2 separate regions of the Homo sapiens genome follow, and region 2 is linked to region 1. Evidence: chromatin contacts called from ENCODE Hi-C or POLR2A ChIA-PET data. All regions are on one chromosome and are shown on one strand. Each heading gives the region's core, a stretch centred on a gene start or an enhancer-like site at or near the end of the contact. The rest is flanking DNA. Distances are from core to core; before and after follow the strand shown. Region 1 holds the start of LINC01829 (long intergenic non-protein coding RNA 1829). Region 2 overlaps LINC01828 (long intergenic non-protein coding RNA 1828).

Evidence for each region. Hi-C counts contacts between places; a loop is a spot of excess contacts on that map. ChIA-PET counts read pairs that join two places held with the same protein, here RNA polymerase II (POLR2A). Pooled maps may share reads with other maps.
Region 2: a pooled map shows a loop between it and region 1 (2.0-fold over the local background). The contact joins the enhancer-like site here to the promoter of LINC01829 in region 1. A Hi-C loop is called at or near these places in 1 of 50 pooled maps. POLR2A ChIA-PET finds 5 or more read pairs at or near these places in 2 of 52 experiments (HEK293 and WTC11).

What each region holds. Positions count from the first base shown.
Region 1 is chr2:67,213,357-67,221,012 of GRCh38, reverse strand. It overlaps LINC01829 (long intergenic non-protein coding RNA 1829), which reads left to right and starts at 5,694. Exons shown (of 8, transcript NR_038844.1): 1 at 5,694-5,785. All of the region lies in intron 1 of LINC01828 (long intergenic non-protein coding RNA 1828), which reads right to left. It overlaps LOC101927661 (a long non-coding RNA gene), which reads right to left and starts at 7,605. Exons shown (of 4, transcript NR_110568.1): 1 at 7,518-7,605.
Region 2 is chr2:67,287,795-67,294,572 of GRCh38, reverse strand. It overlaps LINC01828 (long intergenic non-protein coding RNA 1828), which reads right to left. Exons shown (of 5, transcript NR_110564.1): 4 at 6,755-6,778; 5 at 5,329-5,490. Among named protein-coding and RNA genes, the nearest start is that of LINC01829, 76 kb to the right of the region's middle. Within about 2 kb of position 3,822, at least 4 of the 41 ENCODE cell types and tissues checked have a DNase peak (open chromatin) inside an H3K27ac peak, as active enhancers do.

The sequences.
Region 1 (7,656 bases), core at 4,445-6,944:
TTAGACTCTGCTCTTTCTTTTATTGTTCAACAAGTGGTAGAAGTTATATCTAATTATTCGTGTGGTTCAGGAATTTCTTAAATGAGACTGATTTAGGTAAGTGAATCTGTTGTCCCAGGACCTCAAATGCTACCTCCCAACCTATCTAGAAGTCAGCTCACTTGCAACCTTATTCCCAAAATTAGAATTCAAAAAGTTCTTCCAGCCCATGAAATAGACACAAAGCCTTTACATGAATTCCATGCACTTTACCTGTTGGGCTCTAACTCAGACCCTACCTAATGCTTATTTTGACATATAACAGTTGAGGGGGAGAGAGACATAAAATTTGAAAAAGATATAAACATTTATACTACTATATAGCACAGTAAAAACATTATGACTGAATTATTAGGAAAAAGCTAATGTTCACCATGCTTTATTTAGAAGACAGGGAAATAGACAATGTATGTCAAAAGGTCTTTCCTCAGAAATATTTAAATTTTTAGACTGTGATTGCTCTGTAGGCTAAGCTTCTATAATGAAAGATAATATTTGTGGAATATCCTATTCTCAACAGGGCCAGATAACGAATTAAAAGAGGTATTGTTGTGGACAGAATGCTGGGTGAATTGGAGACATTCTCCCACTAACTTGCTGATAAATGATCTGAACAGGTCAGTCATTCTCTCTGTGTCTTAGACTGCTCACAGGCCTTACTCAAAGAGTTATTGTAAGGATTAAATAAAATAATGTATGTGAAAGTGTCCAATATGTAGTGTATTCTCGATAAATATTTGTTAAAAAAAAAAAGTAGCATTGCATGCAAATGTCAAAGATAAATTATTTTTGAATTATGACTTGGAAAATATTTGTGTAATTATACACACAGAGGAATGTGGCTAAAGGAACAGAAGTGATTGCCTCAGTATTCTTCAATAATTATGTTACCTTACTTTAGATTTCCCCCACCTTTTTTTTCTTCTTCTTCTTTTTTCTTTTGTCTTTTCACCTACTTTGAAGAATGTAACTATCAAAAAAACGGAATCCTGGGTAGAAATAAACCTTCTCTTTGATAAAACCCAGATGCACAGCACGAGATGCATTTCCTGTAGAGATTCATACAGGGACCAAATGGTCTGGGAATTTTTCGCTTATAATTCCACCATGTGTCCGTTTTGGCTCCACTTAGCATGTAGAGATGGAGAGTGAACCTTTGTTCATGTGTGTACTTGTGATAAGAGAATGACTGAGAAAGGATTAAGCAAGTCAGCAGCCTCATCCAAGCACAACCCCGGGCCTTAAGCAGTGACAATCAATGGAAACAGCTAACTGTGTTCTGTTGTCCAGAATAATTTTTAACATGGCAAGGGTGGAGGCAGGGGTTAGGGAGGATGAATCAAAATGATCTGGGGATTTTTAAAAATAAAAATGTATGTTTTTCTTCCTCAACCAAAATTTTAGATACTTTCTCAGGGGTGGAGGCAGGGACATGAATATTTTCTAACACCTTTTCAGCAGATTCTGATACCCATTTTTTTCCCACCCACCATGAGAACTACCAGGCTGGTATATTAATTCCACCTGTCTATGATTTGACCTCACCCCATAGCTAGCATAGTATAGCCTCAGGCCACAGTAAGCTATAGTTGGGCACTGGCTGCCTCCGTTAGGCAGGGCTGCCACCCTTGACGTCCCCATCATGGGTCAGCATATGTTTTTACACTAGGTCTACTGCCCTCCTGAATGTAATTAAATCTGTTGTTGAGTTTCCAACCTGAGCTAGAAGGGATCCTGTCCTAGTGCTACTCTTTAGTTGTTTCCATCCTGGCCCTTACCCAGCCATGGCTGTCTCTACAGGGTGAGGAGTTCTTGGGGACAAGTGGACTTGCCTGTCAAGCAGCCACCATCCCTTTTGGCCCAGTGCGTCCCAAACTTTAATGTGCTTATATGAAACACCTGAGGATCCTGCCAAAGTGTAGATTCTAATTCAGTGGGTAGGTCCAGCGTGGGTCTGAGAGTCTGAAGTTTTAACAGACCCCTGGTGCTGTGGACTACACTTTAAGCGTCAAAGCATTATATCCTGCTCCAGGTACCCAGGCTCCTGGAAGTCCCTGAGCAGAGGATGCCAAGCTTACATGGTTCTCCCTGGGTCTCTCCTGAAGACAGACTGTGATGCCAGTGTGCACTCTTCTAGACTTGAGTGGTGGCCAAGGGGGTACTTGGAGTGGAGGCCTTGTGGGCACAGGTTAGATGAGTGAGGTGTTTGAGTTACAGAATACATCCAGAGGGCAGAAGAGAAATGGGGATCATGGGATTGACTTGGTTTGGGATCAGAGGCCACACACAAACCAACTCACTCCACGTTACCATATTTTAACACAGCATTCGAAGTAGTCCAAGAATTTTAAGTTAAAAATTGTCCTTTTCAGTTGTTAATTTACATAGGAGGATAGAATTTTACTTTAACCATTTTTTAGCTTGACTATATATATTTTTAAACATAAAAACATAAAATATGTGGGCCTTCATTTCTTGCTGCAGGCCCCAAAATTGTTAAAAGTGCTACTGTTGTAGGCACTTGATTATGTAACCACCCTTTACCTCTCATCTAGGCCATTTTGAGTATAAACATCACATGACAGAAGTTCAGACTTTTTACTTGGATAGTTCTTTTGCATCTGCATGTGCTTCTTTCCTATGTTATTTGAATTCACTTGCCTCTCGTGGACCTTTTAATATGCAGCTCAGGATTTTTTGAGACCATGAATATGTATACTGGACTATGTAATACTGAATTCTTTGGGATATGGAGCAGTCACGGTTTCTTCTGGTTAAGAATGTTTGCAAATGTGACTCCACAGTTGAATAACAATGAAACCCACCCAGTTAAAAAGGCTGGCTTGCAATGTTGTTTGGCTTGTTTTTGTTGTTGTTTTTCTTAACCCATTTTCCTATTCTATTAGCATAGCATAGTTTTACAAGTCCCTGGTCAAAAGTCAAATCTTAGCTGTACCACTGATAAGCTATTGAATTCTAACTTTTCCAGGCCTCAATACATTTTTGCCTCTAAAGTAGAGATAATAATGTCATCTCATAGGGTGATAAAGAGGATGAAAGGATATAATAAACATAAAAATATTTGGAATGGTGTCTGATACATAATAATCACTCAAATAATGTTTTCTATTATTCACATTTCATCTTGTTATTGAAGCTGCCTAAATGTTCTGTCATCCCATTGATTTTTCTCTTCTTCAGAGTCCTTCATCTTCCATCATCACTTTGCTATTTAACTTTTGCTTGTTGTCTTAGTCTGTGTCTGCTGTTATAACAGAACACCACAGACTGGGTAATTTATGAAGAAAAGAAACTTATTTGGCTCATGGTTCTGGAGGCTGGGAAGTCCAAGAACATGACACCAGCTTCTGGGAAGGGTCATCCTAAGGCAGATGGCATCATATTGTGAGTGTATGTGAGACAGAGAGGGAAGTTGGCTGAACTCATCTTTTTTTTTTTTTTTTAAATCAGAAATCCACTCCTGCAATAACTAACCCAGACCTGTGATAGCAGCATTAACCCCTTCATGAAGGCAGTGCCATCATGGCCTAATCACTTCTTAAAGGCCCACCTCTTCATACTATTACAATGGCAATTAAATCTCAAAATGAGTTTTGGAGGGGGCATTCAAACCATAGCATTTATATTCCATTTTTCTTTATTAGTTTAATGTGTATGGATTTAAGAAAACTTTTCAAGAAAAACGGAAAAAGGAAATGGCTCAAAGAAAAAAGGGGTTGGAGTCACCAGATAGCAAGAGTTAGAGAAGAGAAATCACTCAATTTGCTGAGCAGGCATAGAGATTAAAGTACTGAGTATCATCTGGAAGAACTTGGTGGGAAGGCTGGCATGCTTCTCCCATTGAGGGAGGGGGCAGGGTTACTTGAATTCAGTTAAGAGCTTCCTAGGCTTATCAGGGATAGGCTTATCTCTTTGTTCCTCCCTCCCCCCACCCTCATCCTGCCATTTCACCCAACCTTGGTAAACAATCTGAACATGACTATTATAAGGCTACACCCAGACAACAGTAATTGACAAAGGGATCATTAAGGAAAAAATAGGATTAGAGTGAAGGCTTTTGAAAAAGCATTAATTTGTATCCTGCATTCTCACTCACTGACAACTCTGTTAACTAATAAGAAAGGAAAATCTCAAGTCAGTTCCTTCCTACACTGTCACCCTTGTCTTTTCTCTCATTTGCTTAAGGTATCAAGTAGAGTCAACTTCAGCTGGAAATAGTGTAGGGCTTATTCTAGGCCACAACATGGGAGCAAAACAACCAGAGATTTAGCCAAATCCTAATTTATTTACCCCATTCTGACAGAGAGAAATGTTTGTTTATTTCTGAGGCTGTGCTATGATGTGCAGTTCAAGTGCTCTGACACTTTAACGCACCATGCAAGGTTAGCAGCCTGTTCACCCTTTATTAATTTGTTGGTGAATATATTTGGATTTTCACTTCATGCCAATAAATGCAAGAAGGGATGCAGTTTTGACATTGTTTCTTTACCCTTACACTCCATGTAAACCAAAAGTTGTCTATCTGGCAGCTTAGTGGCTATATGTAAAGCCCCTGTTTACTTAATCTGAAGGTCCGTTTCATTTCTGCTTGGTTTGCAAAATAAATGAAATGAACGAGTGTGTCAGAATTAGAATTGTGAGAGTCTGAAAAAGACATTTGGGTCACTGAGTGACTAAAAGCACTCTCTGTTTACATGTTTCTTCAGTTTCTGTCGCTGCAGCTGTGTCACAGCTTATAACAACTAATCCCTTTTTATTTACATTTTACTTTATTTTGTATTAAAGGCACTATTAAGCCACGTCTTCCAAATGTGTCTGAGGTTTCATAACTATCTTAATAGTGTATACACATTACAGTTATGGCAGAGAACTTCCTCCAAGTCTGGGTTTTGTTAAGAGTGACTTTAAGAATAATAGTTTATAGGACAATTAAAACGTGTTAATCTATATTTGAAAACTTGATCTGGTTAAAAATCGGTTCCCCGTCCGCTTATATTTGCCAGTTTTCTACATCATGTAGCTGGGGTTTTCCTGAGAGGTGGAAAGAGTGGGTTGTGGGAAGAGATGGCTGGAGAAAGCCTGGGAGCTAAGCTGATTTTAGGCCTTTGGGCTGAGGTCCTGTTAACATAACCTATGTTCTGCTTCAGGGGAAAATGACGCACGGAAGGTTGGAAATGGGGTTTGAGCGAGCACACTTTTCATGCTCAACAAAGCCTAACATCATTTTACTATACGATTTGAGTTATGTGCATGCTTTTAATAAACTGATCCTCACAAAAAATAAATAGATTTGTTCTGCTTAAACTGGCATACAAAGGGCTCAGAGGAAAAAAACTCTTTAACAAACACCTCTTGGGGATTGGAAGGTAACTTCACACTCCAGCTTCACGTTGGGAACGTGTGATAACAATTTGACAGGAAGTAAGTGGATTCTGTCCCAAGCCTTGGGAATAGACTTGACCCTGAGCATAATGTGTGAGTCTGAGGCCAAGAGCTTCCCGCCCAGCAGGGGGTAGCCAAGCGCCGATGACTGGGCAGGAATTCAACCCCATAGGTTCCCATCTCTTCCCACCGCCCGTCAGCAACACAGCTCTCCCTTTCTAGAAACAGGGTTTCCCCTCCAGGCTTGGATTCTTAAATCTAAAAAGAGCCTCTCACCTGAGGCCTTCACCTGAGAGCTGGAGCCTGTGCGATGGATTATCTGGACAGGGACCCCAATGAACAGGTGGAAAAGTACATTTATCTGCCTAAGGCTTGGAATGAAAATTGGGGGTGGGGTGGGTAGAGGCAGATTTTACTCTTCTTCAGATTCTTTTCTCTGTCTCCCAGTGGGCACAGGCTGAGCCTTGCGGGGATAGAAGAGAGATAGAGAGGTTAGGCCCTGGTTCTCTGTGTAGGGTGGTATGCATGTGTGTGTGGAGGGATATGGGTGTGAGTGTGCTGTGTATATGTGTGGAAAGCGTGTGTGTAGGTGTGTTAGAAGCGTGTGTGGGTGAATATGTGTGTGGGGTGGTGGGGAGTGTGTGTGTGGGGGTGAATATGTGTGTGTGGGGTGGTGGGGAGTGTGTGTATGGGTGTGTGTGGGGGAATGTGGGTGTGTGGATGTGTGTGTGGGTAGGGAGTGTGTGTGTATGGGGTTGTGTATATGTGGGGGAAATGTGTGTATGGGTGTGTGGGTATGTATGTGTTTACGGTGAATATGTGTGTGAGGAGAGTAAGTGCATGTATGAGTATGTGTGTCTGTATGTGGGTATATGTGTGGGGTATGTGTGTGTGGGGTTTGTGTTTTGGGGGGGTGTATGTGGGTGTGTATATGTGGGTATGTATGTGGGGTGTGTGGGTGTGTATGTGTCGGGGGGAAGTATGTGGGTACGTGTGGGGGGATGTATGTGCGTATGTGTGTGGGGTGTGTGGATGTGGGTGTGTGTGTCTGTGGGTGTGTGTATATGTGGGTATGTGTGTGGGGTGTGTGTGGGAAGTGTGTGTATGTATGTAAGGTGTATGTGGGTGTGGGTGTATTTGGATGTGTATGTGTGTGGGGTTTTGGATGTGTATGGGTGTGGGGGGAGTATGTGCATGTGGAGGGGTGTGTGTGTGGTGTGCATATATGTGTTGGGGAAGTATGTATATGTATGTGTTTATGTGGGTATGTATGTGTGGGGAGTTATACGTGTGTGTGGAGGGGTGTATGTGGGTGTGTATATGTGTGTATGGGAGAAGTATATGTGGGTGTGTATGTAAGTCGGGTATGTGTGGGGAGTGTGTGTATGTATGTGGGGGTATATGTGTGTGTGGTGTGTATGTATGTTGGTGGGTGTGTATGTGTATGGAGTGTATATGTGGGTGTGTATGTGTGTGGGGTATGTGTATGTGTGTGGGGAAAGTGTGGATGTGACTGTGGGTGTGTATGTGTGTGTAGGGGGAGTGTGTGTATGATGTGTGTGTGGCTGTGTGTGTGTATGGGGGAAGTATGTGTTTATGTGGGTGTGTATGTGAGTGGAGTGTGTAGGGAGTGTGTGTATGTATGTGGGGTGTGTGTATGTGGGTGTGTATGTGTGTATCTGTGGGTGTTTATGTTTGTGGGGTGTGTGTATATGTGGGTATGTGTGTGTGTGTGTGTCTGTGGGTGTTTATGTGTGTGGGGTGTGTATGTGTGGGGGTGTATGTGGGGGGACCTGTGGGTGTGTGGGTGGTGTCAGGGGAGCCTGGATGGAGCCCCAGGACAGCCTGCTGAGGGTGGAAGCCTGGATGGCAGATGCTCAGGTCTGACTGCTGGGCTGCAGGGAAGAAAGAAATGCCAAGCTGAACTCGCAGGTAGGGAGGAGGAGAGGTGGGACAGTGACAGGTCACTAAAGAAAAAGCATTCTGAGAAAAGCCTGTGCTCCTTACGGTATGCTGCAGGGGCTGAGCCTGCGTCCCTGCTGACACCCTCTGGGAACCCCCATCGCAAGCCTCACCTTGTTGCTTCTCACTGGGGCCGTTTTCGGTTGGCGCTGCTTCTCTTTGTTCTGTTGTCCCCCAGTGCAGTGAACCCTTACATTATGGGTTTCTCTTGTAGTTCTAACCTCTAATACTCAACCATTACATCTTATCTCG
Region 2 (6,778 bases), core at 2,573-5,072, 75 kb before region 1:
GGCATATAGTGGAAAAGATTTCCACTTTTTTTGTGTGAAAGATGATGCTGAAGTTCCCTTTCAATTTTAAGTCTATGAATCTGGACAACAGAGACCCATAGTGAGTGAGATTTAATCTTTGCTGATTCAGAAGGTGCTTCAAGGCTTTTCAGTGCCTCATGGACATCACTGTCATCATCAATTACAAGTCCTGGGATGAAACGAAATGTTGGATTCCTAGCTAAAAGAAGACCAGCTAAAACAAACTTGTTAAATATTTTTTTTAAACTACTGCCAGGAACCAAAGTTCCCTCTAGCTCAAGGGTCTGTAAACCTTTTCTTAAAGGGCCAGTTAGAACATCTTTTAAGTTTTTCAAGTTTTTTTTTTTTTTTGCGCTACATAGCCTCTGTCACAGCTACTTGACGCTGCCATCAAAGGGTGAAAGTGAATGTAGGTGATATGTAAATGAATGAACAGGGCTATGACCCACTATAGCATTATTTATAAGCAACTTGGTGGCACTGATTTGTAATTTTCCAACCTCTGCCCTAGATTAAACATCTCCCAATTTTTCACACATTTTTCCTCATCTGGTGACTATACAAAGAGCCAGTCTCCAAACCTAATTACAATGGTTTAAGACCACCTAGGATTTTTTTTATCTTAATGTAGACCATAGATAATGAAATAAAAGAAGAACCAATAAAATAAGTGAATTTGCAAGGGATTTCCAACACTAAAAAAAGAAGAAAAAAAAACAAACTTTGAAAGAAGAGAGTTCTCACAATTGCCTATGGGAAATTAACTAGGACCATCAATTGAGCTAAAATTCTCTCCAAGGATTTAGTTGACATACAGCCAGTGTTCACTATGATGATCATAGCCAAACATTATTTGTGCAAGTATCTACAAATGAATTTAGAGGAAATTGTAATTTTTCTCCTTCATCATTTAAGTGATGAGAAGCCCATCAAAATAATGGCACATGGTAGGGCTGACTGTGCTGCGTGGAAATGATGTTTAAATAATACAGTGCCAGAGCGCCTCTGTCTAATTACCTAAGCACTATTGTGATGGATAGTTTAGAAACATTGAGGTAGCTATTGATAAAGCAAATGGAAAATGTGAATGTTCTTCAAGTTTCTGACACCAGAGATGGACATTGAACTGGTTTAAATGGAAGGCTCATGGCTTCTTTCAATTGCTTGAAGCTTCCTCTGGAGTTAGATTATTTCAATTTCACTGAGTGAAAGTTAGAATCAGCACAGGCCTTTCTGTAGGACATTTTAATTACTCCTAATTTAAAATATTAAAAATCACTATTTTTTTTCCTTTTTAAAGAAAGAAAGTCTGTCATTGACTCACTTCTGATTTTAAAATACCGAACTTATGAAGAATGCATGCCCAAAACACCCGGACAATTCTGCAGAAAGGAGATGCTTGTGTGGGGACATCTCTGGAGTTGCTATTTATGCACTGTGAAAATCTGCAGGAGTCGTGTGATCTCTCAGCCTCATTTTTTAAAAAATTAAGTCTACAATATGAGCTCAAATGCCATTGTGGTAGTTAAGAATATAACCTATGGGGAAGCATTCTATAAAACAAATAAAACTGTGACTGTTATTGATGTTGTTAAATGATTACAAAAATAATAAGAATATTTAAGCTGAACAAAAATTAATTCATTGAAAAAATCAGTCAACTCTCCTCCTGTCTTTAAAAAACTGCTTTAATTGAATCACAATAATTAATGAAGTGGCCAAATGTCAAGATAGCCACAATTTTTTTACTAATAAGGATTCTACTATATGAAATTTCTCTGGTGTTCCCTTTAGAAACCTTACAGAGAAATTGATGATTACTTTCTTGATGGAGTATGTGGGGCCTTTGTCTCCTCACACTCTTTCCAGAGGGTTTATTGGTCTTCCACTATCCATTTCAGTGGCTACTTTGAAAAATGTTTACCCCCAAATACTTAAGTTCATGATTCTGCTTGTGCAAAATTTTTTGTCTGATTTTTGGTGAGAGAAAAGCCAAGTTCATTATATATATGTTTGTATATACCTCCCTGAAATAATGAAATCAAATATATATTTGATATATATATTTAATCAAATATACATATTTTCCAACTTTTAAGTTCAGGGGTATATATGCAGGATGTGCAGGTTTGTTACATAGATAAATGTGTGCTATGGTGGTTTGCTGCACAGATCAACCCATCACCTAAGTATTAAGCCCAGCACCCGTTAGCTGTTCTTTCTTATGCTCTCCCTCTTCCCACTCTCCACCCTCTGACGGGTCCCAGTGTGTGTTGTTCCCCACCATGTGTCCTGTTAATTTTTCAAGTGTAAGAAATATGAAGTTATTGTAATGTTCTACCTGAAAACTTACTATTTAGTTAACATTAGTTATCAAAGTAGCAAAAATAATATATATTACTTTATATAAAAACCATATATGACCATATATATATATATATATATATATATACATAAAATTGAAATCAGGTAGTTTATCTTGGCCTTAAAGAAAAACTCTAACATATTTACTGCTTAAACATGAATGCCTTTATAAACTTTTTTCCTTTCCAATCTGTCTCCAGACTACCCACAGGTCTTTGGTTCATCTCCCTACTTAGGCTGAACTCTTCAATAACTACAAATTCATAAACACTGCAATTTATTCTGTAACAAGCTATAAATCTTCTTTTTGTTGTTTTTACATTAGAAACAGAGCTAATGTTTATTGAGCTCTTGTCCTGTGTGAGATACTTTACTTGATTTGTTTTCATTTCATCTTTATAGCAACACTCTGGGAAGTAGATATTATTATTGTTATTTTAAAGATGAGGAAACTAAACATTAGAGAATAAAATTGGTTAAGGACATACATTTAATGAATTATGTAGCTAGTGTTCAAACCTAGGGTAGTTTGATAATGAAAACTCAAATTCTAATCCCTGTCTTTTAATCTATCCTTTAAATTTGTTAATTTAGAAATCACCAATCAGAATAATCTCTTGACATATATATAATATATTCTATATAAAATATTATATGTAATTATGTAATAGGTAATGTATAGGTATCATATATAGGTATACATATAAAATACATACATATAAATGCATTATACACACATATACATTTATATTTTATGTATACATCAAGAAAATTACCCAGCACATTGCAAATGCAACATAGAATTTACATGGTCACTTACATGTTTTCTGCATTTCTACAAAAGAATCTGCAATGAAAGCTGTTAAATAGGATGCAATTTGTAAGCCTTTCATTAAATAATGATTCTCAGCTGGATTTCTGAGAAGAGAATATTAATGCAACCATATGTAACTAGCATTGCAAGAAATTAGCGTTGCTGATTTAGTCTTGAATCAATCATTTTAAGCTATGCATTAGACTCTTTGCTGATACATTTCTGTCTCAGGCAACTTAGAAATTGTGGGCTGAATGCAGCTATGCTCCGAGTATAATTTGTATGAAATATCAAGTTTCTTGGGTTTGGGTAGAGAGTGATCAAATCCATATGCAGAAAGACAAAATGGCACTACTCAAGGTCCGATTGCTAATTATTTAATACTAATCTCTAACATGTACACTCTTGGGCATGCGGTTTGGTGATAAGTCAAGTTTCAGATGCCAACCAAAAGCTGGGTCTCTGGACATGGGGGCTGAAATGAGTCATAGTGTGGGTGTGGACGTGGTGTGTTAAAATCTTCAAAGCCCTTATTTGGTTGCCAAGTTTTGAAAATACTATGAGGCATTTTTTAATTTCCTTGGAAACTGTGTTAGCAAGCCAGTTCTACAGCATTTTCTCCAAGATTGAAGCATTGAAGTATGCTATTGCCCATGCTTATTTTATTAGTCACAAGAGGTGTTTTAATAACAAAGATTCAGTCATCACCCAATGACAGTCAGGATTTTAGCTAAGAGATCATAAAAGGAGAGGAAGCAGAATTCTAAATAGAACTAGATATGACATGTCTTCTGGAGAGAAACTATGATAAGAAATGTTGCCTGGACATACAGATTTGTGGCCACTTCGATGACTAAAATGTCCAGTTTTGCTTAACTCTATGAATCATATGACATGATTGCATTTGATTATTATTTCTCTGAATTTTCTTTTATTCTATAAGTGCCTTCCTCCTCCACATTTAACTTGACTACTCTGTTATTTTTATTCTGAGGAATGCATTTAGTTAATCACTACCTCATAGAATGGTTTAACTTGTTTCTCTATTTCCTGTATTTCTTGCACACTAGTTAGATCTAGAGACTTGATTAGATTATGATTCAAATTTATAGTCAATAAGACTCCATTAGAGGTGCTGTGTCCTTCCTATTGCATAATATCCAAAGCACGTAATATTGGGTTAATCAGTGTGTAGCTTCCCAGTATTAGTCACCTGTATTAGTCCATTCTCACATTGCTATGAAGGAATTCCCAAGACTGGGTAATTTATAAAGAAAAGAGGTTTAGTTGACTCACAGTTCCACATGGCTGGGAAGGCCTCAGGAAACTTATAATCATGGCAGAAAGCACTTCTTCATAGGGTGGCAGGAGAATGAGTGCCCAGAGAAGGGGGAAGCCCCTTATAAAACCATCAGATTTCATGAGAACTGACTCACTATCATGAGAGCAGGATGGGGGAAACTGCTCCCATGATTCAATTATCTCCACCTAATCCCTCCCATGCAGGGATATGGGAACTACAATTCAAGATGAGATTTGGGCAGGGATGAAGTGAAACCATATCACCACCCATCATAAAATCTCCCATCAACCTTTCACCTAATGATTTTGGCAGCAATGCATGAAGGCTGCCTTAATCTATTACTTCATTACGGGGCACTAACATCTTTTTCAATGAATGAAATCTATACCAGCTAAAGGTGGAAGGTGAGATGGGCTACAGCTCCTGAGAAATAGCCAAGGACACTGGATGGGGATGGTACAACAGAACAGAGCAAATAACTCAAACGGGCAAGCTTATAAGGCATCATAAACATTTTCTAATATATCTCATAAACCTATTTTCCAGTGTTAGGCAATAGAAAATCTCCAGCCTCCTGGGGAGGTGGCAAAGCCTCAATACAAAGTGACTAAGCTAAAATGAAATGTCAAGGACAGAATGGACCTACCTTTCTTTTCCTTGATGTAGCTTCTAGTGGTGACCAGGTGGTTTCAGTCCATTCAAGTCTCAAGTAAAACTCCAAGTAACGAGGTGACTGTTGCATCTTTTAAAAATGAGTATTGTACACATACTTCTTCCAAGGCAAATACTTAGTCAAAACTAAACAAATTGTAGAGGCCAAATTGTCTTGTTGTTTCTCAGTTTATTTATTTCATAATAACAGCCACCAATACAGGTGGTTTGAATGTTTTCAAAAATAAACAACTACTACCAAAAATAAAACAAAACAGGTTTAGGATCTGTTTCTTGTCCATACTTCTCTCTGTCTTTCTCACTGGGTTCCTTACCTCTGCCATAGAAAAGAGAAAATGATTTGAGTAATTATCCCAAATTTATTTCAATAACTAATAACACTCTGGATGCATAAAACAGGTTAAGTCCGCAAAACTTGCTCTTTCTCAAGGAAGATAGAAATAGTGTCAACATTTCCAATTGCTCTGTTTCCTCAGCACTCCTAGCTCCCTCCCCTGTTTTATGTCCAACGGGCTCTATGTTTTTAGTATGTTTTTTTCTGTCTCCCTTCCCTAGAATTTTTTTTTATTTTTTTCTGTTTTATTCACTGCTTTTCCCCCCAGTGCCTAGAATAGTATCTGACATATAGTGGACACCTAACAAATATTTTAGGAATATTCAGGGCTGTATATGAAATGTACAAATAACATACTCCCTGCCCATTTCTTTAACTCCATATTTGTGTTAGCAAAATGTTCTCAAGTTCTCCTATTTCTATCTTGAGTGTTTAAATAGAACTGCTCAAATCTATTTCCTATGTAACTATAGGAAACCCTGCCACTGGATTGTTTTGTGGATTCCTGGTAGGTGCTTAGATGTTCCATTCATTGTCTGTCCAGTCTCTTCCCAGGCTGTACTACCCCCAAACTGCTCTATTGTTGCCACTGGCCTTCCAGGCAGCACTTCTATAGGCTATGGCTCCTCCTTCTTCCCCAAGCACAGACACAGACTCTTCTTCTATTCCCCAGGTTGTCACAGGAGTCACGTTAGGTTTCCATGGTTAAGCAGCTTTACTGAAGCTTGCAGAGATCACAAAAGCTGTGCAACACACATAGCTCTAGAGCAAGCGCTGGTCATGAAGTCTATTGGTCCTGCTCTATCCCAGGTGAGCCCTCTGGCCAATTTCCCCCTTAGACCTAGGTCTCCTGTGATTTTCTGGGGCCCATGCCCTCACCCATGCCAGAGGCTCCTTTCCTTACTTCTTTCTTTGCTATCTATACACTTAGCTCCTTCCCAAGGCCTGGCCTTAGAATGGCCATAAAATAAGTAATATCAGAGGACTGTTGAAGTTTGGAGACCATTTTACTTAGTTAATATCAGAATAACATCTCTTAAAATCTCTGCCTGTACAAAACACTTATATTTTACATTGCTGCATACTTCCCATAGCTGATGGTTTTTCTTCTAGTTTAGAGTCTAAGTCTTGCCTTTGAAAACCCAAAGAGCCCCATTAAAGAATTTTCTCAAAGCAAAATGAACCATTCCCCATTTGATATATTCTGCTGCCACTTTTAGAGTGTGACGTGGTATACTTACTTTACCTTTGGGTTACCTCTGGAGAGCAG